Regions from separate parts of the Mus musculus genome. Here region 1 is linked to region 2. Evidence: chromatin loops called from intact Hi-C (ENCODE). Cell type or tissue: heart. All regions are shown on one strand. Links, peaks and the distances in the headings refer to the core of each region. The heading gives the core; the rest is flanking DNA.

What was found. A loop is a pair of places that touch in the nucleus more often than their neighbours do. Peaks named below come from ENCODE experiments on the same cell type or tissue, not always from the same donor. Only the 100,000 strongest peaks of a DNase experiment are listed, where the experiment ranks them.
Region 1: it touches region 2 in a loop (2.6-fold over the local background); 18 of 42 quality-filtered maps call a loop at or near these places.

Annotation. Positions count from the first base shown.
Region 1 is chr6:38,152,080-38,167,642 of GRCm38, reverse strand. It overlaps D630045J12Rik (RIKEN cDNA D630045J12 gene), which reads left to right. Exons shown (of 20, transcript NM_194061.3): 11 at 9,399-9,595; 12 at 12,398-12,513. Among named protein-coding and RNA genes, the nearest start is that of Gm52858, 20 kb to the right of the region's middle. In heart, for the core only: a CTCF peak has its summit at 7,325 (motif pointing left); a DNase peak (open chromatin) is centred at 7,312; H3K27ac peaks cover 308 bases.
Region 2 is chr6:38,304,390-38,319,952 of GRCm38, reverse strand. Zc3hav1 (zinc finger CCCH type, antiviral 1) reads left to right here. Exons shown (of 13, transcript NM_001347122.1): 8 at 129-249; 9 at 3,530-3,632; 10 at 7,469-7,559; 11 at 8,233-8,363; 12 at 8,642-8,775; 13 at 12,497-14,667. The coding sequence ends at 12,765. Among named protein-coding and RNA genes, the nearest start is that of Zc3hav1l, 13 kb to the right of the region's middle. In heart, for the core only: a CTCF peak has its summit at 11,355 (motif pointing left); no DNase peak of the experiment used is centred there.

The DNA.
Region 1 (15,563 bases), core at 2,668-10,667, 150 kb after region 2:
CAGGAAGTAACCACGGAGCCATCTCTCTCTAGTCCCCATTTAATTATTAAAATTTGGTCACTCATGTTTTAAACATTTAAACATCAGGATTATGAATGGACCCCAATCTTCCAGCGTACTCCAGTTCTTCACAGTTCTAGGGAGCCATTGTCTACTGTAGCGCTCTGAATGCTTTTCTTAAAATGGACAACACTGCTTATGTGTCACCTGAGTTCCAGATTTGATTTTCTTTAGATAAGATCAAAGAAATCTCAGCCCCAAATCCTCCAGGTTTTTTTCTCAGTGTCTGTCCATGTTTCCCATGCTACTGCTGGACTTCCTATTTGTTTGTTTGTTTGTTTTGTTTCGTGCTCCCCATTTTTCATCTGTCTCTCCAAAGCATTATGTTTTGTAGAACAGTGATCCTTTTACTTAGGAGTGTTTTGTCATGTGAGGTTCCATATTGAAGAAATTGACTTGGGGTCAGCATCTCTCAGGTGACCTGGTGTGAGCAGAAACCTGGCCTGCATTCCAGAGACAGTCTCTAGCTGTAGACCTTGTTCAGCATGCATGCCAGCCAGCCTGTTTAGTCCGTTCTGCTATATTGTTAGCATGCGCCTACTGTGCAGATCTTTCCTACTTGGAAGGCTTGCTCTATTCTGAAAGTGATAAGATCAAGCAAATGACAGAAGAGCAAGAAATCAAAGATTGCCATGGTAACCTGATTTTATTCAGATGGTCTTTCAAAGAAAATCTCTCTTAGCCAGGCACAGAGGTGCTTGCAATCCCAGCACTTGGGAGGTAAAAGCAGGAAGATCAGGCTCAAAGCCAGCAGGGACAATATAGTGAGATGCTGTTTCCAAAAACAAAATGAAACAAAACTAAACAAAACAGGCTGTGGAGATTGCTCAGTGACTAAGAACTTGCCATGCAAGTGCAAGGATCAGAGTTCAGATCCCCCTGTGCCCACATAAGAACTGGGGAATCCTGGCTAATCCCAGAGCACCTGAGGTCAAAACAGGATCTCTGGGACAAGATGGCCAGTTAGACTACAGGAATCTGAATCTTCACTCTCTGGGCTCAAGGGGAACCAGCACATATCAACTCACATACATGTGAGCATGCATCCACCATACACCACACACATAACCCATCAAAATGGAAAAAGAAAACAAATACCATAAATATTACAGACCACAGCCTACGAAGTGAAAAAGTAGTAAAGAGTATTTTGTTCCCTTATGAATTAATCCTATGCAAAATCTTAATTATTTTACAAGCTTGTGGCTATCAAACATATGAGCAGTATTTTACACACAGACTCTCTTTCCCGTTTCTTATTTCCACAGTCTGCGAGCATCTAGAGTTGGTATTGTTACAGTAACAATTGATGTGAGGAAGGTGCAGCCTGTCTTGGTGCTCAGTGATTCACAGCATGAAATCGGGTCAACGATAGGGAGGGAATTGTTTTGTTCTGGAGAAAGAGGACTGAACAGGATACAGGGGACTGAACCCTGTGTGCTTAGGCCTTTTCTGTGCTCTGTTTCTGGGATACATACGCCTTGTGGCAGCCTTGCCCATCATAAACTATCAGAGGTCAGCATCTCCTGAAGTGAAGACAGGCTATCCCCAAGCTCTCTCCTCTCACTTCTGGGCTAGTTCCATGTGGCAGATGTTGCTATAAATCAAATGGATGGTTCCAAATAGAACTTGTAGCCTGTGGAGCTGCTCTTCTTCTTCTCCAGGGGCTGCAGGGTCTCTGTGTGCACACAGCCTTGTTGCAGCAAAGATCCGCATGGCAGAACCCCAAGGAGAAGGCTGCCTGCTCACACCGTCAGGAGGCGAGACCGTGTCTTATTTGCTGCTCTCTGTGCAGACACTCTGTACATGGGTCTGCAGTAGGAAGATGGCGACCTTCTCTTGGTTTAAAACAAACCTCTCCACTCTCTTCTGAGGCTACACAGCTGTGGTGACAGGTCTGTCGCTGCCCCCTGAGGTAATCAGCGAGGTGCTGTCCTCCTGTGACTCTAGGGTTCACCTCTCTGCTCCTGTGGCTTTCTCTCCCTATCCTGCTCAGCCCACCCCTGATGCTGCCCCGGGTTACTCTGTGAAATCCTCCAGCAAATCTCAGAGTTACAAACATCTGGAAAAAATAAATCTACTGACCTGCGCTTACCACCCCTTCCCTTGTAACGAAGAGACTGCTTCAGATTGTCTGGGGGTCCATGATTTTTTGAAATATGATAAGAGGGAGAGGCCAGTCTGTTTTAGGTTTCCAGGCAGGGCCTTTTCTTATTTCCAGTAATAAAGGGGGGAAACTCTAAGTATCTCTCCTTTATTTGTTTTTGCTTTAATCTCTATCCAAAGCTATCATTTGGTACTATGGATCCTTCTCACCATAAATGGCTGGATGCTGCCAGCCCCGTGGGAATGTGTTTCTCTGATGATCGGGATGGCCTATACCAGTTATTAGCATGGAATTGTAGCCCCTGGGTGGTTCACACCCTCAGTTGCTACTAAGGTTGGCACTGTGTACAGCCAGAAGGAGTTGCCCATGTCATGTTCATCCATTGTCCAGACTCCTAAATGCGCAGGCCAGACTAAATTACAAAAACAGACAGCAGGCATTCTCAGTCTTGTGGGGTGATAGTTTCAGAGAAAAAAGTCTCTCCCCGCCCCCCCATTGACCTCGAGTAGTACAGGCATATTGTATGTGGGCTGTGGCAGCTGCAGGCAGAGTGTGTGTGTGTGTGTGTGTGTGTGTGTGTGTGTGTGTGACTGCTGCCTTCTGAGAGGAGGCGACGCTTGGCTGGAAGAGACAGTATGGACCTCTATCTTAGTCACCAGTTCTCTTGTGAAAAGTGACACCATGACCAAGGAAGCTGGTACAAAAGAAGGCATTTAACTGGGGCCTCACTTACAGTTTCAGAGGTTAGTCCGTTATCATCATGGTGAGGAGAACGGTAACAGACAGGCAGACATGGTGCTAGAGAAGCAGCTGAGAGCTCTACATCCGAATCCACAGGCAGCACAGAGACTGGGCATGCTATGGGCTTTTGAAATCTCAAAGCTCCCCCACAGTGACACACTCTTCCAACAAGGCCACACCTCCCAATCCTTGTAATCCTTTCAAAGAGTCCCTGGTGACCAAGCATTCACATATATGAACTGATATAGGGGGCCATTCTTACGTAAACCACCACAACTTCGGAAGGGATGTGTACTGACTGGTTTTGAGTGTCAACTTTATACAAGCTGGAGTTATCACAGAGAAAGGAGCCTCCCTTGAGGAAATGCCTCCATGGGATCCAGCTGTGGGACATTTTCTCAATTAGTGATCAAGGAGGGAGGGCCCATTGTGGGTGGTGCCATCCCTGGGCTGGTAGTCTTGGGTTCTATAAGAGAGCAGGCTGAGCAAGCCAGGGGAAGCAAGCCAGTAATGAACATCCCTCCATGGCTTCTGCATCAGCTCCTGCTTCCTGACCTGCTTGAGTTCCAGTCCAGACTTCCCTTGGTGATGAACAGCAATGTGGAAGTGTAAGCTGAATAAACCCTTTCCTCCCCAACTTGCTTTTTGGTCATGATGTTTGTGCAGGAATAGAAACCCTGACTGGGTTGTAAGGAACTAAGTGGAGTTGGAGCAAGCTTGTAAGGAAGAGCATAGCCTAAACCATATAACAGAGGACGCTCTTAAGAGGCTTGTAGATGCATGTGAGATTGGAGCTGGGACACAGGCAGCCATGGCAGGGTCTGACGAGAGGAGCAGGCTGGACAGCTGTCCGCTTGCAGTGGTCACTCGGGAAGGCTCTGTGGGTGGTGGCTTAGGGGAAATGCAGTGCTCCTCCTAGCTCTAGACTCTGCTGAAACCTTCTGCATTCTTAGCACTCATGTCTCAGTCACCCCGGCTGCTACCCATGATTCAGGGTGGCCGCTGGGTACCAGAACCTTGGAGTGTTCTCCCACCTCAGAGACCACGGGGTCCTGGTGGCCACAGGGAGGACAAACAGGTGGCTATAACTCTGCCTTGTCTTCACTCTTTAAATGGAGACAACCTGATGGCTGTGGAGATTTTTCACCAATTGTTATCAGTCAAGTAATAAAATTCTACAACGGCACTCCCCACACCAGCATGGGTTCTTTGGGTCAGACTCTTTTGGGGTTTGCTGTATGGTTTCTATGGCCATCTTAACTGCCCTGTCCTTGGGGATCAGACAGGCCTGGGCACTTGGGGCTTCACTGCTGCGTTTTGTTCCATCTGGGTCTTGTTATATTTATGGCTCACATGTTTGAGAATTCATCACGTCTCTCTCTTGTTACTTGGCTGACCTGCTCGCCTACACCTCCCTGACTTGTCAGCAGTGCGTTCCCATGGGGCCCAGACAACTTGATTGTCCCTGGGATGATAGGTTGAGAAAAAGAAAGAACAAAAGGACCATCTTTCTTCAGAAATAACTGCTGTAATTTGAATATTAAAGACTCAAATTCACCATGATCTCTCTCCTATGAGAAACTGATTAAAGCCCATTTTCACGTGGAGGATGGGGATACAGTGCCAGCCTGGCTTTAGTCAAGATTTTATTTTTAAGGAACCGAAAAACTAGCTCCTAGTGCTTCAGAAAGCGACGTTCGGGGTATGTTAAGAGCCGTGAACTCCCCGTCGGGGGCGGGGCACTGCTTTATTGATCTTCTCTGTGTAGATGGCTTTTGTGTTGTGTTTAAGCACAGATGAGTTGCCCTGTTTTTATGGTGGTTGAAGGTGGTGACTTCCCCAGCCTGTGAGCTGGGCTCTCATGAGGATGTTTAAGGATGTGAGCTGAAATCGGCAGTGGGCCACAGGACTTGTGTCTTGGGGGTGAGTCTTGGTTTATCACCCTGGTAAGCTTGGTGTGTCACTGGGCCATCCTGTATTTCACTCAGGCTTTAGCTGTTTGTGGAGGGTCTACTGTGTGTCACGTTGCTATTCACAAAATACTTTATTTAAACTTCCGTACATAGCTGTAGCTGATGTCCTGAAGGATCCACTATTTATATTCATTACTTGGGATTTATTTCATCAACCAGTAGCAGTGAGAGGGCCACCAATCTCATTTGCATAGCCTTGGCATTAATAAAGCATTTTTGCATGTGGCCATGTTTGTGTCTGACCCGAGCCCTGCCATTCTCTAAGGGGAGGCAGTCACTGCTTGGTCGTGGCCTATGTGGAGGGTCCTGCAGGGGCCAGCGCTGTGTGTCTGTTTCGACATTATTCTTTCAGAAGCCTTTGCTTAGAGGGATGGGCTGTCACTCCTGCAATTTGACTAAAGCAAGCCCTGTCATGGGTAACTACGCTCGTTCGTACCTCGTTCTTTAAGACAAGTGCTGTCTTTCCTATGGGAATATGTAGACAAGCTCCCCACAGTTTCTTAGCCAAAGGCCGAGCTGCTCAGATGGCCACAGTTGTCTGCTACTTCTCAGGTGGAGGCACTTTATGTATGAAGAAGCTAAGAGACTATGTAGCTCAGAGGGAAACATATGTATAAAATTGGAAATTGCTCATTTGGGGATTTTCCTCATTAGTTGGGAGTAATTGGTGTCAAATTGTCAATCTTCTAGCCATCTTAAAAAGGCTGGACAGACACTTGAGAATTATGTGGATGGGTAGATTTATAATTTCAAGATGAAAATAATATTTATAATTACATATTTCCTAAGTTAGAACAATGTATATAAGTCTGATAGACAGGAACCCATCCTAATAGTTAAAGTAGTTTGAGTTTTTTTGTTTTTGTTTGCTTTGTTTTTTTGGTTCAAGAGTTACCTAATTTTTCTTATACATACATACACACATACATACATACACACATACATACACACACACACACACTTACATACATACATAGATGCTTTGCCTTTAAGAGCTCAGCTGAATCATTATGGTAACTTAAAACAAACAAGGGGGGCTGGAGAGATGGCTCAGCGGTTAAGAGCACTGACTGCTCTTCTGAAGGTCCTGAGTTCAATTCCCAGCCACCATATGGTAGCTCACAACCATCCATAATGAGGTCTGACTCCCTCTTCTAGGGTGTCTAAAGACAGCTACAGCGTATTTACATATAATAATAAATAATTTAAAAAACAAGGAAAAAATATTGGGGTAGCAAGTGTGGCCTTATGAAGGGCATATTGCTGATTGCTGTTAAGTGTGTTGTTTTAAGAATGTATTGATTATTTTATGTATGTATGTGGTGTGCCTAAGTGTGTGTATGTGTACCACATGCATGGAGGATCCCTTGGAGCCCAGAAGAGGGGCTTAGATCCCCTGGAATTGGTGGTACAGATGGTTGTAAACCACTGTGTAGGTGCTGGGAATTGAACCCAGGTCTTCTGCAAAAGCAACCAGTGACCTTGACCTCTGAACCATCTTTCTGGCCCCTCAAGTACATTATTCATGCTTAAGTCCAAATGTGTTATTCTAGAGCTAATCTGCTATGAACAGAGGGACAACATGCCAATGAGCAGAGGCCGCTCCTGGGGACACTCATTGAGGAAGGGGTCAGCATGGGGTCAGGTGACTGGAACACAACCCGGGTGTCCAGTAACTAAAGGAACCTAATGGAAGTTTCCTGCAGAAACGAATAAGAGTTCAAGAAAACAAAGATGCCTGACATCTTGGCTCTATTATTGCTTTTTTGATTTGAAGTTAAAACTTTGGGTTGTTTTTTTGATGTAGATAAAAAAATTTTTCTTATACATACATACACACACACACACACACACACACACACACTTACATACATACATACAAAGCATACATAGACCCTTTTTGGCTTCTGTGGGAATCTGCACTCACATTTGAACACACAGACACAGACACAGACACACACACACACACACACACACACAGGAAATACAGTTAAGATAGGGAAGGAGGAAGCCATCTTCAGCCTTATTGTGCTTCGACAAAAGGGACCCACTAAGCCCGGTGAGTCCTTGGTATTTGGTGTCTGGAGGTTTCTATTCTCTATACAGAGCACTCCAAGAAGCTACTGTGTTCATAAGAGCTGGGATTCTCTTCAGTAAGGGGCAACAAGACTTTTAAAAGAGTCTGGGGAGGGGGATCCTCTGCTACTAGGAAATGTTTGTCCACCTGCAAGGAGACCAAGTAGACCATTTGGGGGAAGGCAGTTGGTTTTGGGTTTGTCATTTCCCATGAGGTGCTGCTGAGTCCAGAAATGCATGGAACAGCGGCCTGCTCTAGTAAAGGAAGCTCATTAATTAGAGAATATGGTTGCCAGCTGGTCTGCCTTTTGTTTCCAAGCAACTCTTTGTAAACTATCCTTACAGTACCATTTGTCTCCCTCTGCTGGCAGAAGTCATTATCGCAGACTGCCTTTTCCCTGCCCATTTGGATGTTTAACATTAAGAGTATTAGGTCACAAGGCTAAGCCAACAGCATCACTTTTGAGCCGTAAAGTAATGCATTATGACATCACCTTTGCTCCTATACATAGTATATTGTGTGAAAGCATTCCTTAGGACTCTGATAAAGTCAAGCAGCATTCCCAATGAGCAGACCCATCTGGGCAACTTCATCTTTTTCTAAGTTAATTAATTTTTAATTTTTATGTGCCTAAGTGATTTGCTTGCATGTTTGCGTGTGTACCACATGTTCCTGGAGCCCACAAAAGTCAGAAGAGTTGACCCCTAGAACTGGAATCAACAGGCAGTTGTGAGCCACCATGTGGGTGCTGGGAAGCAAACCTGGGGTTCCCTGGAAAAGCAGTGTGCTCTTAACCACTGAGCCACCTCTACAGCCCCTCGGAGCTGCTTTTTTTTTTAATGCACTTCCATTCTCCTATACTGTGCAGGCTGGATTTGAGGAAACTGTTAATACTCACCCTTGGTCCTTGCAGTGTCATTAAAATGATGTCACCAGACATGGTACTGTGCATCTCAGTGCTGTGCATGACCTCCCTCAGAGGCTCAGAAGCTACAGTCTAGAGGAGGTGCAGCCCCCAAGCTCTGATTCTGGGTGTGGTGTTGGGTGCCTTGGTGTCCTCAGAGAGAACGCCTGTGTCTAGCAGCGAGTACAGGGTGCTTCTGAAGACGTTTGGCTGTGGGCCTTTCTAGGAATGCTTTATCCGTTGGTTGCTGGTCCGCTGAGCTCTCCAATGGGCCTGTTCCTTTGAAGTCTCCTGTTTTCTTTCATGCTTCCTTTGCTTCTCCCCAGTTCCAACTTGCTAGATGTTCTCTTAACAAAGACTCTACACTCATGCTTGCATGTCACTGGACAGGCAGCCGCCAGCATCGCCTCTCAGACTGAACATCTCCTCTGTCTTTCAAACTAACCATGTTGAAAAGGAAGTCTGCTGTTTTATCTCCTTTGCTCCTTTAAAGACCCACCCTTAATGTCACTGCCTTGTTGAGGACCAGGCTTCCAGGCCATTCATTACCTGTTCAACTTTGGATTCTTCTGTCTGCCGGGCTTTTCCCTTCCACTGATTTCGAGAGGGAGAGCCAACCTTTCTTCTCTCTCTGTTTCTCTATCTCTCTGTGTGTCTGTCTCTCTGGCTGTCTGTCTGTCTCTCTTTCTCTTTGTTGCGATCTCTCTGTCTCTCTTTCTCTCTCTGTCTCTCTCTCTGTCTCTCTCTGTCTCTCTCTCTGTCTCTCTCTCTCTGCTAGTCTGTGGGCAGACTGTCTTGATTTCACGCACGTGGTGTCGCTGGGTCTTCGAGTCTGCTCAGATTTTAGAAATCTGCCTCTTTAGAAATAGAGGCTGGTTGTCCAGAGGCTGACTTTAAAAGCCGCCGTTCCGAATGCTCTGTGTGCAGCCTGGCTCCTCTCTCCGCCTCCCCACTGCATTCTGCCCCATGAGCGCAGCTACTGTAATCTCTTCTCAGCCTCTGGTAGTCTCCGTTCATCTCACAATTTGATCTACAGCCAAGTCTCTGAAGCCCCTTTCCCTATAGAGAATGCCTCACACACAGGTCTGTGACAGTGGAGCAGGTGATCTGTTGGAATGGTTTTGTATTGTGGTCTTGACATTTAATCCTCAAGTTCTTGTTTAATCTTTCATAAGCATCTGTGATGAATTCTAAGTATAAACAGAACCTGGCACCCGATCTGTTACAGAGATGTTTGTTGAACTGGGTTGGTGGCTTTGCTGGCAGCCTTGGGTCAGGGGTCACGGGCCTCTGGTCAGCCCTCAGTCTCTTGCTGCCCTTGGACCTCACGCTATCCACCCCGTGTGTTTTACTCTAACCACCCATTGTGTTTCACGCTAACCACCCCGTGTGTATTACTCTAACCACCCCGTGTGTTTCACGCTAACCACCCATTGTGTTTCACGTTAACCATCCATTGTGTTTCACGCTAACCACCCCGTGTGTTTTACTCTAACCACCCATTGTGTTTCACGCTAACCACCCCGTGTGTTTTAGCTGCAGATCCCCAGCGTGAAGGGCTTCGATTTTGCTAAGCAGCATCTGGGCCAGCACAATAAAGACGACATCCTGATTATTCATGAGCCAGCGCCACTGCCAGGCCCTGTGAAGGACCACACCACACCCTCAGAAAACGGAGATGTGCCGAGCCCCAAGTCAAAGCTCCCTTCCAAGAACATACGGCTCAGAGGGAGGTTAGTACTGCGCTTTCTAGACTGTTCTCTGCTGCAGACTCTGTTTCCGCTTTCGTGGCTTATTCTGATATCAGAAACACAAGTGATGAGTATTGCCTTGGGCCGGCAGCCTGGGGGCCGGTTGACTTCTCCAGTTCTACACATAAACCCTGAAGCATTTTCTGTTCCTTCTGCTGGGCCTCTGGATCCGGCTGTGTGACATCTTCCCGCCCAGTGCTTATTTGTGTTGGGTTGCTCCCAGGTTGGATTGTGAATCAGACAGCTAGAAGTGTTTCCTGTGGTGACTGTCCTAAGCTTTGTGAAGGTGATACAAGAAAAAAATGAATGAAAAGGGAACAGCAGGGGCCAGCAAGATGGCTCAGCAGGTAAAGGTGCTTGCTGTCAAGTGTGATGGCCTGGATTCGATCCCTGGAACCCACATGGTGGAAGGAGAGTTGTCCTCTGACTTCTGCACAGGTGTTGTCGCACACTTCTCTCTGGAATAAATAGACGGATTGGGGGAAAAAAAAAAAAAAAAACAACCAAAAAAAAAAAAAAACCTTAAGGGCTGGAGAGATGGCTCAAAAGCTAAGAGCACGAATTGTTCTTCTAGAGGTCAAGTCCCAGCAACCATATGGTGGCTCACAACCATCCGTAATGAGATCCGATGCCTTCTTCTGCTGTGTCTGGAGACAGCTACAGTGTACTCATATAAATAAAATAAATATCTAAAAAAAAGAAAACCCAAAAACCAGTTAAAGTACACGGCCCATGGCACACAGTCAGTCAGCACGCCTCGTGTGCTTGTGATCCATCCACTGGTAGCTGGCTGTGACCTCCTGCTTTGTCTGCAGGTGATCTTTATCAAGCCCTCCATTTTTCTTTGCTTCTTCCCAGCTTGTGACCTTCGTTAGCACATCACAGGCTCTCACCCGCCCCTCCTTGTCCTTTCCCAGTCTCCCTCCAGTCCCTCCTGTCCAGAAAACAGAGCTTGTGGAGAAATGTGCATTAATTTTTCAAACTGCCAGGAAGGCACTTGTTGCCCTCTGCCTGTGGGAACTAACCTGAAGAAGACAAAGCCAGGATCAGGCCGTGTGAGTTGGCTTCCATTCATAGTTTCGGCCTCTGAGGGTCTCTCTGACCACCTCCCCTCAAGATTCCCAACTCTGGCTTTTGATTGGCTGCTGGGAGTGAAGAAGCCTGTGTCCGTACCAGTGTTCAGCATCCAAACCTGTGAGGTCACTTCTGCCTTGGGGACCTGGCTTATTTGAAGAATGTGAGGGATGTTGGTGCTTGGTCCTTAGGGAAGAAATTGAATTCTGCAGGGAGATGCTCTTGGCTTAATTATTTCCCAGGCCCAGAAGCAGCAAATCAGAAAAGATGATTTAACGTGTTTGTAAAAGTTTTCAAAGAAATGCTTTTTCCCCAGCAGCCTCATGGCAAATGACAGTCGGCTCCCTCGTCACAAGGGTCTTCCAGGTGGATACGGTTATCCTGCTCTGCGCTCCAGTCCCCTCTGTGGATTCAACCACCTGTGCACTAAAAATACTCGGGGGAAATAGTGTTGATGTTGAATTACAGTCTTGTTCTTGTCATCAATATTATTATTATTATTTTAAGATTTATTTATTTATTATGTATACAGTGTTCTTCTGCCTGCCAGAAGAGGGCACCAGATCTCATTACAGATGGTTGTGAGCCACCATGTGGTTTCTGGGATTTGAACTCAGGACCTCTGGAAGAGCAGTTCTCTTAACCTCTGAGCCATCTCTCCCGCCCCTTGTCATTATTCTTAAAGCCGTTCATGGCAGCTATCTGCAGTGTTGTGCACAGTGCTTTATGTAGGCATGATTACAAGAGAATGGAGTTACAGACAGTCATTTTGTATTTCATATAAGAGACTTGAGAGTATCTATGGCCCACAGATATTGAGGGCCAGCCGTGGACACCAGGATGTCTTAGCAGCTCATGTTGCTGTTGAAGGTAGGGAGTCTTGGAGAGCAGGGGCTCACTGGGCAAGGCTGTTCCCTGGCCACGGACATCCTGGTGCTGTGTTACCCTTGACTCACGGAGTCAGATCTCGGGGTCAGGGGTCACTGCCTTAGCGTTGTAAGCAGAGGATTCATCTGAAGGTTTGGAGCTGCTTGAGGTGAAACCAGAGCTTCCCTGGCCTCCCAGGGGCTCAGGCGCAGTTAATGCTAAGCAGGCCAGAGCCCCAGGTTCCTCTTTGTAAAAGTTCACCTCTCTCTCTCCTTCTCCCCTTCTCTCCTCTCTCTCTCCTCTCTCTTTCCCCTCTCTCTTCCCCTCTCCCTCACTCCTCTCCTCCCTTCTTTCTTCGTGTGTGCCCATGTGTACATGTGGAGGTCAGGGAACAGTAATTAGGAGTCAGTTCTCTTCTGCCACATAGGTCTCAGGGGACCATGTGCAGGGCATCAGGCTTGGTGACAAACACCTTTATCTGCTGAGCCATTATTTTTAAGAGAAAGATGTTTGTTTTCTTGTGGTGCCAATGACTGAACCCAGAGCTCTTCAAATGCCGACCAGTACGCAAACACCAAGCAGGCTCACTGTCTACAAGTGACCTAGGGCCTCGGGCCCCAGTAGCTCTGGGACTTCCTCCCCTCCAGCCCTCAGTTTTCTAGCCTTTGTTGGAAAGCACCGTGCTCAGCTGTTGAGTTAGCTGTGCCAGTCTGTCCTCAGGACTGTACCTGTAGTACCATCTTTTAATTTTGGGTTATTTTTCCTAGAAGCCTGCTTCCTGATGAACCTGACGATGTTAACCCTTCCTGTGCTGTTCTGATGCGCGCTTCTCTTTGTCTGCAGAGTTTCCCCCTCAGATGCTGACTCAACAGTCAGCGAGGAGTCCAGCGAGAGGGACGCGGGAGAGAAGGCGCCGGCTGCTGCCCCTGAGAACAAGGCTCTCAGAGCTCCGCAGAGTGGTGCGTCCCTGTCTGTCCTCCCCATGTCTCGTAGGCCAGGGAACTACCCTACTGCAGAAACTAAGCTTAAGAATAATCTACAAAGATGGAGTATATATTAATCATGCTGAGTTTCTCAGCTGTGTAGTCACTTTGATTCCTGTGTTGGTGTCTGCTTCAAGGAGAGGCGCAGGGGTAGAGACGAGGGCTTCACTGAGATGTGCCTTAGTGCTAGAAATTAATTCTCATTTAGTGTCCAAGCAGGACAAGGAGAATTTACTGGAAACTATAGTCCTAAAACTGTCTGTCATTACAGTGACTTTTTTTAGGAACCAGTTTCAGGATGTCACTGTTGGGAAGATGTTTGTTTGTCAGGGGTTCATAACCATCAAGTGTGGTCTTGTTTCTAGATCATTTATCCAGCAGGTTGTTGGGTATAATCAGATGGCTCAGCCATCTTCGCAGGCCAGGCACAAAACAAAGGTCACTCCCACTGTAAAACTCTTTGCTTTGGGTCTAAAACCAATAAAACAACCAAACCAACCAGCCAAACACCTATGCCCACAGGCCTTCCTTGCCTTGGTAATAGTCCTTGGAGTGCTGGCCACGTGACATGTTTTGGATTTTTGGAGACATAGTCTCATGAGGCTCCGCTCTGCCTAAAAATCTGGATCCTCCTGATTTCACCTCCTGACAGCTTGGCTTCATAGTTATCTATTCATTCATTCCATTCATTCATTCATTCATTCATTCATTCATTCAGTGTATGTGTGTATGGGCACATGGGTGAAGGTCAGAGAACAGCTAACTTGTGGGGATCTTTTCTTTCCTTCTAACACACAGGTTCTGGGAATTGAACTTAAGTTGCCTTGCCTGGTAGTGAGGGCTGTTACCCACTGAGCCACCCTGCCTGGGCCCCCCCCCCCCCCCCCCCGGTAGCTTGGCTTCAGCTTAGGTTGTTTTAAATGAGTCTGCTCTGGGTGGAGTGGCTGGGGCTGTGTTTTTATCTCAGGATCCTGTCTCAGCAGTTCAGAGATAAGGGGTTTAATAATGGTTTTTGTACTTGGAGACTTTTGGGGGTCTTTATATATGGCTCGGGCTGGCCTGGCACTCATTATGTAGACCAGACTGGCCTCACCTGCCTTTGCCTAGTGCTGGCATTAAAGGCATATGCCATTATACCTAGCTACATTTACTTTAAAATGTTTTGTTGGGTTTGTTTGTTTGTTTGTTTTGTGGTCAAAGAGGGCATTGGATCTCTTATAACTACAATTTTGGATGGTTGTAAACCACAATGTGGATTCTGGGAACTGAACTCAGGTCTCTGCAAGATCAGCATGTGTGATTAATTTCTCCGTTCTGTTATGTTACATATTTCTTTGTTTGAAAATACAGCACAGACCGAATAACATTCTATAAATGGAGAGAGTCCGGCCCAAGGCCCAAGGGACTCTTGTATGCCTGACCCTCACCCCCAAGGCCTTGCAGGTCCCCACCCTGCCCCGTGCACCTGTCACTCATCCTTGCCACCCCTCCCTGCTGGCTCTTTTGTAATTTTGAGGAAATACCCCCTTAGACTAAGGGAAGAGTTTTTCCTTTGGCATCCAGTTTCACAGAATCTTAAAACTTATTTAGCACCATGGTAACCAGGTGCTGTGTTTCAGATAGGCGGGACTAAAATCTTGTTTCAATCCTGGGAAAGAAATATTTGAGAAAGAAGAGGAGGGGGGAGGATCGGGGGTGGGGAACACAGGACTCTGTACATGCTGGGCAAGTGCTCTTTGCTAGCTATAATTTTAGTGCCCCCCCCCTTTAGATACTATGGCTTCCATGTAGCCCAGGCTAGACCTCAAACTAGCAGTTCTCTCTTGAGTGCTGGGATCACAGGTGTACCCCACAGTGCCTAGATTGTGTTTCTTAAAAATTGGGTTTGGACCAGTGTTCCCTGTCACCACTGCATGTGGCACACCTAGTGACTGGCTTTAGGGTTCCTGGTCCCCCTCTTGCAACAGAAACTCATAAAAGACTGCTCTTCATGTTTTGGCAAATTCAAACTTGATTGTGTTCCCTGCTCTGCCACTTCGAAGGTGCTGGCTAGACTGTCATGCAGCCCTTGTGTCCATCTCTGAGACTTACAGAAGTGACTGACCGATAGGGTACTATGTTCTTAATCGTTACAGTTGGGGAGCCACATCTGTTCCCACTGCCATCCCTGAAGAGAATGTGGAGAGAAGTGAAAGAGGAGGAGCCGTGAGCCCTTGAGTAAGAGTAGCCAGGCTAGGGTGTCAGTGCTGACCTCCTCATGGCTCGGCCTACCCACTCCTGGTCTCAGAGTACACCTGGTAGAAATGGGGGAGGTGGATGTTGAGACAGGGTCTCACTACATAGCCCTGACTATGCAGCTCTGGGTGGCCTCACTGGGAGTCCTGCTTGGCCTTGCACTTCCAGAGGTCCACTTACATCTGCATCGTGGATGCTCGAATCAAGTGTGTGTCACCACTCTGTCCCCCCCTCTCCCCCCGCCCCCCAGCGCTTTCTTGATGGTCTCACGCATGCACTGTGTGATTCTGAAGTTGTTAGGCCTTCTTTGACTTGAGTCCCACAAGCTCCAGGTGCAAGCTTTCCTCTTGGGGACTGATAGGACATTTATTGTGGCACCTGATAAGGCCTTTGCCCGGTGAAGGGATGCATTGTTTCGACCAGATTAGGTACATAGATGAGGCGTGAGGTCATTTTGGAGACTCATTTCTGAAAGGACTGAGATGGCTGAGCTTAGTTCTCGATATCTCGCTGAGGCAATTCCCAGAGGAAGGACAGTGCAAACTGAGTGGTGACTGCCGACACTTGGTCCTCATTTGCGGTTTTTCCTGAGCACCTGGGCTGTGCTTAGTATCAGAGATGAGGGTGATCAATCGGCCAGTGACCTCAGCCTCGCAGGGAGTGGTTGGGGTCACCAGAGTTAGCAGTGGTGGGGATTGACTACATTTGTCTGTAACTGATGAAACTCTTTCTTAAAATAGTCTTCCATCAAAGCATTCATTGTGTGTAGCTGACATCATTCTGTATAAATC
Region 2 (15,563 bases), core at 4,056-12,055:
GGGAAGTTAGTAAGCCTGGCGTATGAGAGCCTCCCTAGTTGCATCATTAAAGCAAAATTGTGTGAGATAGAAGAGTAGAGATTTCCTGAAACTCTTTACCAATGTCTTCTTCATTTCTGTGTGAATAGAGCCCAAGCCATACCAGCTCCGAAATTAATTCTGCATACCTGGAGTCTTTCTTCCACTCCTGTCCCAGGGGAGTTTTGCAGTTCCACGCTGGTTCACAGAATTACGAGTTAAGCTTTCAAGGTGAGTTCTTGTCTTTGGTGGTGTGAAGTATCCATAGAATCTGGCACTGAGCACACAAAAGTATACAGTCCATGTACATGACACACCCAAGGTCAAGGGTCTTTTTTAACATGCCCACTTCTCTCCCAGAACTCAGAGGATTGAACAAGGCATCTCTAGAAGGTTCTTCAGTTCTATCCGATTATGTTTCTGATTCTGGGTGGGACACTTGACTGTTTAGTTTGGATGGCTACAGTGGAGATCTTGGGCCTCTGGAAAGCTTAGACATCTAGAAACTTGCTCTTTTTTTCTTCACACCTTGTTTCTTGATCAGTGACCTCATTTATCATGTACACTTGGGCACTTGGCCCAACACCATGTTTATTTGAGCCTCTGAAGGAAAGTCATCTTGGTAGCTTCCACCAGTTTGTTATGTTAAGTGAAAGAGAAATGAGATCTGAAACCAGCTTGGCTTTGAAAGCACTGTCCCCTTGGTATTGTGCCTCAGGGACATGCATGCAAGTAGCCAGACACTTGCCCTTTCAGGGACAGTTTTGAAGAAGTGAGACTTTCTCGAGTCCTTGTCTTTTCCAGTTGTCTCTGAGGCTTGAGCCCTACGCCATTTATTATGTTGTAAACAATGTAATTTTGGGAATTATATTTCACCAACCGATTTTGGGAATGTACCTGGCATTCCCACCAAGACATGTTGAAATATGCTCGCTGCTTTATGTCTTCTGTGTCCACTAAACAAACAGCAAGTAAATAAACTGGAGTATTGAATGTCAGTGGGTTGTTAGGCAGGAGCTTGAAGCAGACACCATAGAGGGCTGTTATTTACTGGCTTGCTTCCCTGGCTTACTTCACTGTAAAGCAAAGTACTGTAAAGGTGTCTTACTACCTTCCTTATACAGAGCAGTTCCATCTGCCTGGGCATGCCATCGCCCACAGTGGGCTGGGTCTCCCACATAATTAGCAAGTAAGAAAATGCTTCCCACACTAATGCCCATGGGCTAATCTGATGGAGGCAACTCCTCATCTGAGGTTCCCTCTCCCCAAATATGTCTTGGTTTCTATCAAATTGTCAAAAACTACTGTGATTAGTGTTAAAAATTATGGTTATGAGAACTAGGTATTAAAAACTAATTGGGGCCGGGTGGTGGTGGCCCATACCTTTAATCCCAGCACTCAGGAGGCAGAGGCAGGTGGATCTCTGTGATGCTGAGGCCGGCCTGTCTACAGAGCAATTTCCAGGAAAGCCAAGACTACACAGAGAAACTTTATCTCTATACTCCACCACCACCAATAACAACAAAACAAAAACAACAACCAAAAATAAACAAACAAACAAAACCCTAATGGGGACCCAGGGCATGTCTAATCTCTGCCCTTGGGAGTCAGAGGCAGGAGAATCTTTGTGAGTTCTGAGGCTATTAGGGATGCATAGTGAGACCCCACCCGAACACAAAATAACACCCCCTCCAAAATCAAAACAAACAAAAACTGAATTGGTTATTATTAAGTGAAAATCATTGTATATCAGATTTGTTATTTTATATGTTTTGGTTAAAATATGAATAAATTTTTAAGATTAATGCTATAAGCAAAGCAGTTGTTAATCCCAGAGCCATCTCTTGAGCCCTGGACTTTTTTTTTTTTTTAATGTGTTTGGATATTTTGCCTACATGTTATAAAACTGTGTGCCTGTTGCCCATGGAGGCCAGAAGAGGGAGGGCACCTAGAACTGGATTTAAAGACATTTGTAAGCTACCACGTAGGTGACGAGGATCAAATGTGGGCCCATTAGATGAGCAGTCTGTGTTCTTGGTTGTTAAACCATCTCTCCTGCCCCCCACCTCCTTTCTTAACATCAGACCCATGGGGAGATTTTGAGCATCATTGCAGCAATAGCCAGTTTACCCTTTTAATTTTCTTGGCCTTGTTCTATTAACCTTACTGAGTCCTAATGTCGCAGTAAAATCAATCCATTTGGCCGGCAGTGGTGGCGCACGCCTTTAATTCCAGCACTTAGGAGGCAGAGGCAGGCGGATTTCTGAGTTCGAGGCCAGCCTGGTCTACAAAGTGAGTTCCAGGACAGCCAGGGCTATATACAGAGAAACCCTGTCTCAAAAAAAAAAAAAAAAAAAAAACGATCCATTTCACTTATGCAGTTGGCATGACACTTTCCATCTGTCCCAAAGTTTGCCCTGCCTCTTTTTGTCTGTCTGTCTGTCTTTCTCTCTCTCTCTCTCTCTTTCTTGGTGTGTGTGTATTGAGATGTTGAGATAGGGTTTCTCTACATGGCTATCCTGGAACTTACTTTGTAGACTCTCCTTGAACTCACAAAGATGCGCCTGCCTCTGCCTCCCTAGTGCTAGGATTAAAGGCGTGCCTAGCCCTGACCTCACTGGTTTATGACATCTGGAACCCATCTTTTACTCCATGACAAAAATATGGCTACTTTGCTATAAGTTCCTATAGGTCAATTTTACCATTTTTAAAACTTCAAATTAATCCCCCTCCCCCCCAAGACGAGGTTTCTCTATGTAGCCCTGGCTATCCTGGAAATCTATATAGACCAGGCTGGATGCGAACTCACAGAGTTCTGCCTCTGCCTCTGGAGTGCTGGAATTAAGGGCCCACCTACTACCCAGCTATGAATAGATTCTCAAAGTATATATTCACACCTAGCTGGGTTCTTTCACTTATAATAGTGGGTTTTAGAATCATTTATGTTGCCTTCCCTTTTAACATCTGAATAATATTCCATTAGGAATACATTCTATAGTTTATTCATTCACCCGTTGTTTTCCAGTGTTTGGTTATCAATAATGCAGCTATTTTTGTGTGGATATAGGTTCTCACTTGTTTGGGTGGAGTTCCTGAATATGTTGGGCTTTCTGAGAAGCTATTTAACTATTTTCCAAAAAGAAATGTTATTTTATAGCAATGCATGGTAATTGTAAAAAGTCACTCTTGGAATTTTGAACCAGGTCTACAATTCATTTATCTAAAAGTACCCTTCTCTGTTTGTACATGAAAGATTCATTCATGGCATACATCTTTAATCCCAGCAATCAGAAGGCAAAAGCAGGTAGATCTCTGTGAGTTTGAGGCTAGTCTGGTCTACAAAGTGAGTTCTGGAACAGCCTAGGCTAAAGAGAAACCCTGTCTTGAAAAGAAGAAAAAAAAAGAAGAAATAAAGAAAAAGATTCAATCATGAATGCTGTGCAAATGACCTGGAAAAATATGAATCATTTTCTAGGATCAAGTCTTGATCTTTATTTTATTTTTTTTAAAGGGATGATTCAGACGAATATAGCTTCCAAGACTCAAAGGCATGTTGTGAGAAGGCCAGTTTTTGTTTCTTCGAAGGATGTGGAGCAGAAGAGAAGAGGTCCAGAGTAAGTGTTCAGCAGCTGTTAGCTCAGGCCATGATCTTGCTGCGTCATGCTGCGTCATGCTGTGTCATGCATCTGGAGGTCTGTGTTCTTGGGAAGTTCCTGCCTCTGTCTTACTGTAGTTTCTGTTTGATTTATCTATGAGTAAGGAAATTGTTAAGCAGTGTGACATAACTGAAAGTTTCCTGGCCAGGGGACTAGGGAGTGCAAGCACTTGGTTAAGCTTTGTGTAACAGATACAAGGCCTTGGGTTTAGAGTGTAGGAGGAAGGGATGCTATACCATGAAACCAGCATCCGCCTTTAGCTTACAGGCTATTTAGCTGCTCGCTCTCATCTGCACTCTGGGCCTTACTTGCTCCAGCTGCGACTGGCTGGATCAAGGAGTGTACAAGTGTATACACTGGATTTTTGTTTTGTTGGGGGTCCTCTCTGTGTCTTTGGTTGTGCTGAGAGGACAGGAGGCTGAGAAAGAGGCTTAAGTTAGTAGCCTGGGGAAAGAGCTGGAGAGATGAAGTTCACTAAAGGCATTGGTGTTAGATTTAATCGACTTGTAATCATTGTACCCATGGGGCATTTCAAGGTGGGTTTTGCTGTGGGGAATTCATTGTAACTTGCCTGTCTCTATGAAACTCAGTAAAATCTCATTGTTCGAAAACTTTGCAGTTGGATTTTTTTCCCCTCTAGGGGTGTGTGATATATGAGTCAAGGCAGGTGTAAAAACCAAGCTGTTCTAGATTCTTGTAGCTATGAGAGCCCAAGGTGGGTTATCTATCACCAGGCAACGTGAAAATGACGTCTAGAAAGTGCTCGAATCTGGGATAGGCAGGAAGTCATGTCCGGGAGGGATGTGCGTGCAGGATTGGTTCAGGTTCTAGGTCACCTAAGCTCACACCTGTCCTCCGTCCATTATTAGCCCCTGGGGTTTGGGCAGATGGGCCACACTGCCCCCTCTCTTCCACACAAAGGCACGAGGGCAAGAGCACGTTCCCTGCTGAGATCACCTTCAGAGCCTGGAACAATGGCCCGTGCGACTGGTGTTCAGTTAGTGAAAGCTGCTTTGGTTTGTTTTCCTCCTAGTGTCAGACTCTGTGACAACACATGTGTACATCTAACAAAATTGTCAACAATTCATTAAACGCCAAGTAATACCCATTTCACGGTCTATTTTCCCATTCTCTTTGAAATTACTTTTGATAGTTGATTTATCCCCAAGCTGCTTTTCAACTATTTAAGTGTACCTGCCTCTATTTTATTTATTTATTTATTTATTTATTTTGAGACAGGGTTTCTCTGTGTAGCCCTGGCTGTCCTGGAGCTCACTTTGTAGACCAGGCTGGCCTCGAACTCAGAAATCCACCTGCCTCTGCCTCCCGAGTGCTGGGATTAAAGGCGTGCGCCACCACGCCCGGCCCTGCCTCTATTTTTAAAGAAATGTTGTGTGGGGGCTGGAAAGGTGGCTCAGCGGTTCAGAGAACTGACTTCCAGGGGATCAGAGTTTGGTTCCACATAGCAGCTCACGACTGTCTGAAACTACATCAGTGCACATAAGATAAAAATAAACAAATTATATAAAAGTTATGTGTGTGCGCATGTGTGCTGTGACCTCACCAATTCTGGTACGGGTGGAGGGCAAAAATTGACATTGGTATGCTGTCCTCAATCTACCTTGAGACAGTTGCTAGCTGACACTAGAGTGTGCTCACCAGTGAGACTGGCCAGCCAGCACGTCCCTGGACACTTGTTTCCATTTCCTGCCAGTACTGGTGTTATGGGGGCAGGGGTGGGGGCTGCCATGCATGACTTTTTTTTTTTAAAGATTTATTTATTTATTATATGTAAGGACACTGTAGCTGTCTTCAGACACTCCGGAAGAAGGAGTCAGATCTCATTACGGATGGTTGTGAGCCACCATGTGGTTGCTGGGATTTGAACTCCGGGCCTTTGGAAGAGCAGTCGGGTGCTCTTACCCACTGAGCCATCTCACCAGCCCCATGCATGGCTTTTTTATGTGCATGCCGGGCATCTGAGCTCAGAGCCTCACTTTTCCCAGTTGTAAACGCAACTTCTATTCACCTAATATAATTGTCTTCTCAGATGCTTACTGCTGGATAAAGCTCACCCTTTCTAGTTCTTTCTGAACTCGGGTTGACTGACTCATAATCTTTTCGATTATGATTATGATTCAGTCTGGCTTCTCTCAGCTTTTCACTGAGTTCTCCTCCTTGTCCCAAACTAACTCAGGAAATGTGTTCTAATCTTCTGGCTTGTTCTTATTCTCTGGCTTCAATTGCCTCTGCTGACCTGCACGAGAGCTCACAAATATCACAAATGAACTCAGCTCCCTGAACTGACCTCCAGCTGACTCCTCAAAGTCCACTCAACTGAACAGACTTCCCAACTCTCTACATTGCTATTAAATAGCTTTTCTCTCTCTTTTTAAAATAGATTTATTTTATTTATATGAGTATACTGTGGCTGTCTTCAGACACACCAGAAGAGGGCGTCAGATCCCATTACAGACGGTTGTGAGCCACCATGTGGTTGCTGGGAATTGAACTCAGGACCTCTGGAAGAGCAGTCTTAACTGCTGAGCCATCTCTCCAGCTTTTCTCCTGAAGGCTAGGCATATCCTATCTGACTCTTTCAATCAAAAGTTTCTCTGGTTTGTCACTTTGTCTGCCTCTCAATTAGATGTCATTGTTTGGAATTAAAGGTGTGTGCTAAAGGCGTGTCTGCATTCCTAGAAGGTCTTTGGATGTGATCAGAGCAGCTATATTGCTGGATTCCTCTATACCCCATGAACCATCTTAGTCCATCCTCCAGATTTTCTTTTCTTTTCTCTCCCCAGCGCTCCCCCCCCTCCTTTTGCTTATATCTGAGATAGGGTCTCTCTATGTAGTCTTACCTGACCTCAAATTCAATATGAAGACCAGGCTGTCTTCAAACTCATATTTATGCCTCGTTCTGCCTCCTGAGTGCTAGGATTAAAGGTATGTGCCTTCACATCTGACTACCCTCTATTTTTAAAATGCAATTTTTAAAATAAAGGGTAAGAAAAAAATAGGTATTTTGATCAATCAAAATATACGCCATCATATTCCAGTGAGACCATTTTATGGGTGGCTTCTGTTGGCTGGTTAGTAGATTTTGAGGACTTGTCAGGTCCAGGCTGGGTTTTTGGTCCAGGCTGGGTTTTTGGTCGGGATGCTATGCTCTGGTTAGTTACCCTGTTTACTGACGTTAAGGGATGGCTGTGGGTATTTCAGTCTTCCAGCTGATCTCTCACCCTGAAATCTTTGCTTACCTGTCTATCATTTGGCAAAGAAGTTACAAGACACACAGGCTCCCCCTGACAACCTATACCTTTGAAGGTTGAGCAGATACGTCAAAAAGAATTGGTGCCTTTAGTTTTATCTACTATCTATCCATCCATCCATCCATCCATTCATTTACTCAGTGCGTGTGTGTATAGGTGTGTGCACCCCACACACAGGAGGTCGTCAAGAACAAACTCTAAAGAGTCAGTTCTTTCCTACAACCTGAAAGGATCTAGCAATGAGACTCGCCATTAGGCCTTCATGCAGGCATCTGTACGTCCTGAGCTATCTCGCCGTTCCGTGCTTTTACAGTGTAAAGAAGTGGGAGAGAGAGTGTTTACATTACTAAATTCCCCCTTTTTAAAACCTGTGGTTGCTGGAACCAGGAATTTTCAGGGGTAGTTCAGAGGATATACAGAAGTCAACACCACATTTCCCAGAAAAGCCCTGACTTTCTGGCTGTGTGTTGAGGGTACAAAGAAAGGGAACCGAGTAAATTTTCCTTCTGTCTTTCTTTGTAGCCATCAGCCAGTGATGCCCCAGGCAGATGCTCTGACCCTGTTTTCTTCTCCCCAGAGGAATGCTAGCACTGTTTCTTCTAACGAATATGAGGTAACTGGCTTTGCTTGTTTGGTGGGTGAATCCTTTAAAGGTAGGAAAATGCTTTACAGTAAGCATATGGATTTGTTAACAGAATGAGTGAGTTGCTTCTTCAAACCCTAGCTCCAGAGTCAAAGGCAAGGTGCCTGGGTATAACCAGGATGCTTTCTCAGAGAACAACTGTTCTATAGGGCATCTCAGTGTCTCCAGAGATGCAATGTCATTCAGGCAGATTCTCACAGCCATCCTGTGAGACCATAACTGATAAAGAAAGCAGGATTCTGAGAGCAACAGTAGCCCAGCTTCCTGTGTCCCACGCTGTCACCATCCCGGTGGAGACAGGACTGTTCCTAGTCTGGTTTAGCCTTTACATCTGGCTCCAGCTTTTGTGAAGGCCAATCTGCATGTGTTCCGTAGGCATCTCTGATCTCTCTGTCACTGGTTGGTTTTGGAATTTGAACAATTAACTTCCTGGGTCTCTTGGACTAAGTGGTACACCACAAAGGTTGGCCTGAACAGACAGGTGTATGTGCCTGTTGGTTCATTACCAGATATGGGCATGCTAAGCCAGCCCTGCCCTCCTGAGAACAGCAGTGGTTGACAGGGCACGGGCGGGCACATGTGATGATTAGCATGCTCTCAGTGTTTCCTAGGTAACATAGAAACATCTTTTTTTCCCCTTAAGTTTATAGAGCTCAATAACCAGGATGAGGAGTATGCCAAAATAAGTGAACAGTTTAAAGCATCCATGAAACAATTCAAGATTGTGACGATAAAGAGGATATGGAACCAGAAGCTCTGGGACACTTTTGAGAGGTGACATAATCAGACCTTGTTTGGAGGGTCATGTTATTCGAGTAGATCAAGAGGGGCGTATTCATTTTATTATTTTATTTGTGCATTTATTTATTTGACACTAGGGTGCGGGGCATGCACATCACAAGAAAACTTGCTGGAGGCTGTTGTTCTCCACCCCCCACCCCCCACCCCGGGCCACATGGGTCCAGGTGACTGAACTCAGCTCTTGTACCCAGTGGCGGCCATCTTGCTGGCCTAGTGTTCCTGGTACTGAATGTCACATTTCTCTTTATCAGAAAGAAGCAAAAGATGAAAAACAAGACTGAGATGTTCCTATTTCACGCGGTGGGCCGGATTCATATGGATTACATCTGTAAGAATAATTTCGAGTGGATCCTACATGGAAACCGGGAGATCAGATATGGAAAAGGTTTGTGCTGGAGGAGAGAGAACTGTGACTCCAGCCATGCGCATGGTTTCCTTGAGATGCCCTTGGCATCACTTGGTAGAACTGCATCTCTGGACTCCAGTGGCCTTCAGAGAAAATAAGCTGAGTTACCTTGTTAGGACAGCTCCATTGTCTTGAGGGTGCTTTGCCTTGGCCCTAGGGCTCCTTGTCTGTTTGTCTTTTTCTCTGGGAACAACTCAAGATCTTCCTATTTGTAAACTGTTCCGTCTGCTGGCTATGTTCTCTGCCATTGCTGTTTACTAGAGATGGCTTTTCCTGATCGCTGTCTGTGGCTGCAGAGCTATTCAAAGTAGCTTTCTAATTAATGCCACTGATGGTTCCAGGGGAGAGTGGGGAGAAGCCCGTTCTCATCTCAGGGCTCTGCCCTCACACAGAATGCTTTTTTTTTTATGAACCCTTCATTCTTTGTGGGTGTTTAAGGAATAAGATATGGTCAGACCTGACAGTGCAGGCTTAGGAGGCCGAGGCAGGAAGATTTATTTAGTCCAAGGCTAGTGTGTACTACAAAGCTAGCTCAAAGCTAGCCACAACAACTTAGTAAGACCAAGTCTTAAAATAGAAAGAAAAAAGGTTGGGGCTATTTCTTAATGGTAGAGGCCTGGTCTAGCCTGAGAGAGGCCCCACAGGTTTAGCTACAGTACCAGAAAGAGAGAAAAATAAAGTATAACGATACAGATGTATAGAAATGTCATGGTCAAACCCAGTACATTGTATGCTGACCTAAAAATTAAATGAACAAGAAGAGGATGAGAAAGATGATGATAATGATACAGCGATTCTGGTGGCTATTGTATGCTGTAGGTCTGGGGCAGTTTAATATAGAAGTTTATAGTAGGGCCCAGACCTAGCACAGTACAAAATAATAATACAAAATAGTTGGGTGTGGTGGTGGGTTTGTTTGTTTGTTTGTTTGTTTTCAGACAAGGTTTCTCTGTGTAGCCTTGGCTGTCCCAGAACTCACTCTGTAATCCAGGCTGGCCTTAAATTCAGAAATCTACCTGCCTCTACTAAATGCTGGAATTAAAGGCATGTGCTGTCACTGTCCAGCTTTGGTGCATGAGTGTAATGCAGTGGCAGGAGACAGGGAAGGGGGCAGAGGCAGGAAGGAGGCAGAGGCAGAGGCAGGAGGCAGGAAGGGGGCAGAGGCAGGAAGGGGGCAGAGGCAGGAAGGGGGCAGAGGCAGGAAGGAGGTAGAGGCAGGAAGGGGGCAGAGGCAGGAGGCAGGAAGGGGGCAGAGGCAGGAAGTGGGGCAGAAGCAGGAGGAGGACAGAGGCAGGGGGATCTCTGAAATTGAGTTTAGCCTGGTTCACAGGGAAAGTTCCAGAAGAGCCAGGCCTACCTATTGAGACCTTGTCCTTCAGTGACTCAGGGACTCTGGATCAATGTGGAGCACAGCTGTAAAGATCAGTCTGGTCAAACTGAGGAGCTGGGAGCATAGAGGAAGGAGTGAGAGCAACGGCTGGATTTGTTTGTGTGTTTGGTTATTTTCCAATTCCTGACCTATTTTCTAAGTCAGCAGAAAGATCCTGGATGGACTAATTTAATTCTCTTGCAAATACCTTTGTTTTTGATTAAACCTTACATTGATGAGAAGACAGCACCATGGGGTTTGGGGAAGACATACAGAAGAAAGCTCAGGGCTGAGGAGAATAGTTCAGGCTCAGTCAGAGGACCTGAGTGCAATGGAGACTGGATGACGGGTCTCTTGTAACCTCAGTGCTGGGGAGGCAGGCAGGTACATCTCTGGGTCTCTCTGACTGGGCAGCATAGCCTGGATGGCAAGCTCAGGGCCAGTGAGGGGTCCCACTTCAGTCAGTCAACAGTAAATAGATGTGGATGGCACCTGCACCTAAGCTTGTCCTCTGACTTCTACACACTTCCACACACATGCATGTGTGCCTGCATTCTCACACACACACACACACACACACACACACAGTTCAGGCTGTAATCACAGTCCTTTTGTGCCATGTAAAGTGAGGGTTCCCCTTAAGGGTGTCAATGTCTTTAACACTTTTAACCACCTTGCTGGTACCTGTTCTCTGTGCCCTGCCCTCAACTTTAAACTGATTCCTTATTCTTTCCCTGGCAAAGTGGACAGCTTTCATTATCTTCCTGCTCTGCATTCTCATTGTAAGTCTCAGTAAACACAGTGAGAAATCTGCAACCTTATTGTTAACCATCTTGAAATTCCTCCTGCCAGACAGCTTAGGCAATTACCTTTATATTCAGCTTCATTCAGATAGTCAGGACATGGGCTAGAGAGATAGCTTAGAGGGTTAAGAGTACTGGCTGTATTTTCCAAAGGACCCTGGGTTCAATTCCCAGTACCCAAATGGAGGCTCACAGTCATCTATAACTCCAGTTCTAGGAGATCTGATGTCCTCTTCTGTTCTGCAGGATTCTACACACATGTGAGCCACATATGCTCACACAACTACATACACATGGCCTGAAGAGATAGCTCAGCAGTTAAGAGCACTGGCTGCTCTTCCAGAGGTCATGAGTTCAATTCCCAGCAACCACATGGTGGCTCACAGCCATCTGTAATGGGATCTGATGCCCTCTTCTGGTGTGTCTGAATGCAGCGACAGTGTACTCACATATATAAAATAAAATAAAATCTTAAACAACTACACACATATAAAAATAAAAGAAACAATTTTTAGAAAAGGAAGGAAGGAAGGAAGGAAACAAACAAACAAAAAAAGATCAGGATATAGGCAGAGGCAACCGTACACATTGGTTGGTTGCTGGGCTATAACACAAATGGCTACTAGCCCAACCCCCAATACAGCTTTCATTTCTCTGTTTCCCCATAAGCACTGCCTTCCGTTTTGGATTTGGTTTTGGGTTTTTTTTTTTTTTTTGTCAGAGTTCTGGTCTTTCCCCCCTCCCAGAGCAGCCCCCTGACCTCTGCCTGCCCCTCTAGGCCACAGATCCATTCCCTCCATAGACCAGCTCCAAAGGCTACAAACCTTGGGTCAAGTTTATGACAGCAACAGCCCCACTTTTTCACATCAGTTTTCTGTATTGGTTGTCACCATGACCAAATACCCAACAAGAAGCAACTTAAAGAGCCGGGCGTGGTGGCGCACGCCTTTAATCCCAGCACTTGGGAGGCAGAGGCAGGTGAATTTCTGAGTTCGAGGCCAGCCTGGTCTACAGAGTGAGTTCCAGGACAGCCAGAGCTACACAGAGAAACCCTGTCTCGAAAAACCAAAAAAAAAAAAAAAAAAAAAAAAAAAGAAGCAACTTAAGGGGTAATGGATTTATTTTGGTGGGAAAGGCATAGCAGCAATAATTCTAGGCACCTGGTCAAAATGCAGCCAGGGTCAGGAAGCAGGTGGGGGGATGCTAGTGTGTGTCTGCTTTTCTTCCAGTTTCTTTTTTACTCAGGCTGGGTTGCCAGCCCTTGGAATGACTGACGTTACCTGCATACAGGTGGGTGTACTGGGAGATCTCTCTGGAAGTGTTATCAGAGACGTGCCTCCCACCTGATTGGAACTGCATGCAGTTAGTTATGTTGATGCTGAGGATTAACTATTGAGGGCTTATAGGTGTCAGTCAGGTGTTGTTGGCAGATGTTTCTTTCATTCATATCAGTGACTGATTCTTTGTATTCTGTTACAACCTATGCTCGCTGATAGTAATTCTCCACTTTTTTTCTGATCATTTCTAGGAAATTATTTTACAAAAGAAGCCATGTATTCACACAAGAGTTGTTCATATGATTCCAGAGGCACTGTCATGTTCGTAGCCCGAGTCCTGGTTGGAAGTGTCATTGAAGGAAATATGACATTAAGTAGCCCTCCCGCGCTCTATGACAGCTGTGTGGACACCAGGCTGAATCCGTCCGTCTTTGTCATTTTCCGGAAAGAACAGATTTACCCAGAGTATGTGATTGAGTATATGGAGTTAGAGAAAGAGAAAGGATGCATAATTAGTTAGAAAGGATGTATACCATGCTGAAACCATTCTGTTGCTATTTAGGACCAAAACATTTTCAGACAGTAGGTAGGCTTTTACATTCCCTTGCTCCGTTACCTAACGACTTAAACCAGTTCCTTGCTTCCCCCATCCCTACACATTGTTCCTAAGTCTGATTTTACCTCCCCAATACCAGCCAGTATCAGGTGTTCTTATAGTCCTTGGCGCCTTTGCATCTAATTCATTGGTTCTAGACGAACTATTCTGTCAGTTTTTACCACCTAGTAGGCAATACCTGTTTTGTCTAATATTCAAAGTGCAATTCGCGTCTAGATTATCCACACAATTTCACTAATTGAAAAATATCAAATTTACTATTATAATGTAAGAGAGAAATATAGGTCATAACTTCGGCACGACTTTAAGTACTAAGCAATAATGGAGTCGTCAGACGCCTCCGCTTACCGTGAACCAGTATGAGCTTGGGAGAAAGGAACTGGAAGAACATGAAAAAGCAGGGGCATGTGTAGACATTAGTGAAAATTAACAATGCACGTTATTTGCAAATGTCAGCAATTATCTGTACATGGTAAGAACGAAAAATACCTTCATTGAAATAAAGCTACAGCACAAGACAACTTACAGATTGTGAAACAGCGAGAATGAAGAGCTACATTCTTGCAGACGAGCTGTAGGTCGTACACGAATGTCTAAAGAGACATTCAAAACTCGAATAGGGTGCAGAGTAATTTCTTACTGTGAGGAATTGCCCAATGTATGGAAAGATGCATAGTTGGCTCTCACATGCTAAATGCCAGTAGCGCCCTCCTTCGCTTGAAGTCATGACAACCACAGTCCCTACTAGACCTGTTCATCTTTTTTTTTTTTTTTTTTTTTTTTTTTGGTGTTTTTGAGACAGGGTTTCTCTGCGTAGTCCTAGCTGTCCTGGAACTCACTTTGTAGACCAGGCTGGCCTCGAACTCAGAAATCCGCCTGCCTCTGCCTCCCGAGTGCTGGGATTAAAGGCGTGCGCCACCACGCCCGGCTCTGTTCATCCTTTTAAAGGTAGATCTTTTATAACATCCTTTGCCACCTTGAGATGATTTATAGGTAATATAATCTACATTTGAGTTTATTCAGACTTAATTTAGTGCCCTACTTGTGTTATAATGGAAACTTAGAAGGTCAGAACTCTGTAATGGACATAAACTGTTAAGTACTCAGGCATGACTACGCTATCAGCTACGAAACATGTTAACTCTCACTAGGAATAGCTTTGGCTTAAGAGTCCAGCAGGGGCAACTTCCTGAGATGAATGAAGTACAGGAAAATGAAAGATTAGAGGGATGTGTGACGGAATACAGTATTAGGGTTCACCATAGCAGACTCTGCGCTTTATCTGTCTATGGTGAAGGATAGGGCGCAATCACTTTAATTGTAATGATAGATAAATAAGACAGGACAAACTACAGTTTGTCTCAGAGGAATCCAAGGATTCTTTTTCAGACAAGTTGTAGGTCCCGCATACATGTCCACCAGGACATTAGACAGTCGTAAAGATGCAGAACGAACAGTTTGTGTGTGGGACTGACCCACCCACACACAGCAGGGCACTTGTTCTGCCTCAGGCTGCATCTACTCAGTGCCGTTAATAAACTTTAGATACAAACCAACAACCACCATTCTCCAGTATACTACAGTGGGAATCACTGATCTAGTTAACGGCAGCACTCTTGGATTAATTCAATTGTTATTTCTACTCTTTAACAACAGAATAAGCCAGATCCTTGACTCTCAAGCCCCCAGTTTTTAAAAACAAGGTGTTCCTTGATTTATAATCCTTCTTGTTTATGCTGTGTTCTTTGATTTATAATCCTTGTTTGCTCAATAAAAAGAAAAAATAATTTGATTCATTTGCCCTCATTTGGTCTGTTTATGGTTCTTTCTTTTTCTAAAATTTATTTATTTTATGTATGAGTACACTGTAACTGTCTTCAGACTCACCAGAAGAGGGCGCCAGATCCAGATCCCTGGATCCCATTACAGATGGTTGGGAGCCACCATGCAGCTGCTGGGAACTGAACTCAGGACCTCTGGAAGAGCAGTCAGTGCTCTTAACCACTGAGCCATCTCTCTAGAACAAGCAAGCAAACAAACAAACAAACAAACAATCCACTACTGACAGCAGACCGAAAGGCAAGACAGGCATGGCGACAGCTAAGGCTGCAGTGGATTGGCACAGCTTTGGATTACAAACTTCGGGAGAGGTGTTAGAAGCCATAAACACACTTTTCCTCCTCTCTTGGTGGTAATAATGTTGGGCTAAGATATAAAAGTTAATTTATAGGCAGAATTAACCTCTTGGCCAAATTTCAAAAACCTTTCTTTAAAGCTGGCTGTGGTGGCAAATGCCTTGAGGCAGAAGCAGGAAATTTTCTGTGAGTTCTAGGCCAGTGTCTTAGCTAGGGTTTCACTGCTGTGAACAGACACCATGACTAAAACAACTCTTAAAAAGAACATTTAATTTTGGCTGGCTTCCAGGTTCAGAGGTTCAGTCTAATGTCTGAGGATATAGCTCAGTTTATAAGAGTACTTGTCTAGATTACACAAAGCATTGGGTTCAATTCACCAGTGGTGAGTATGCCTGTAATCTCGGCACTTGGGAGGTGGAGGGTCTTCAAGTTCAAGGCCATCCTCAGCTCCGTAAGTAGCAGGTTCAATGCCAGTCTGTAATAAATGTGCCTGGTTTTTGTTTGTTTTTAAAGTGGGGGCCCTTCTCTACTCATTCTTTTTTTTTTTCATCACAAGCTGTGGGTCAT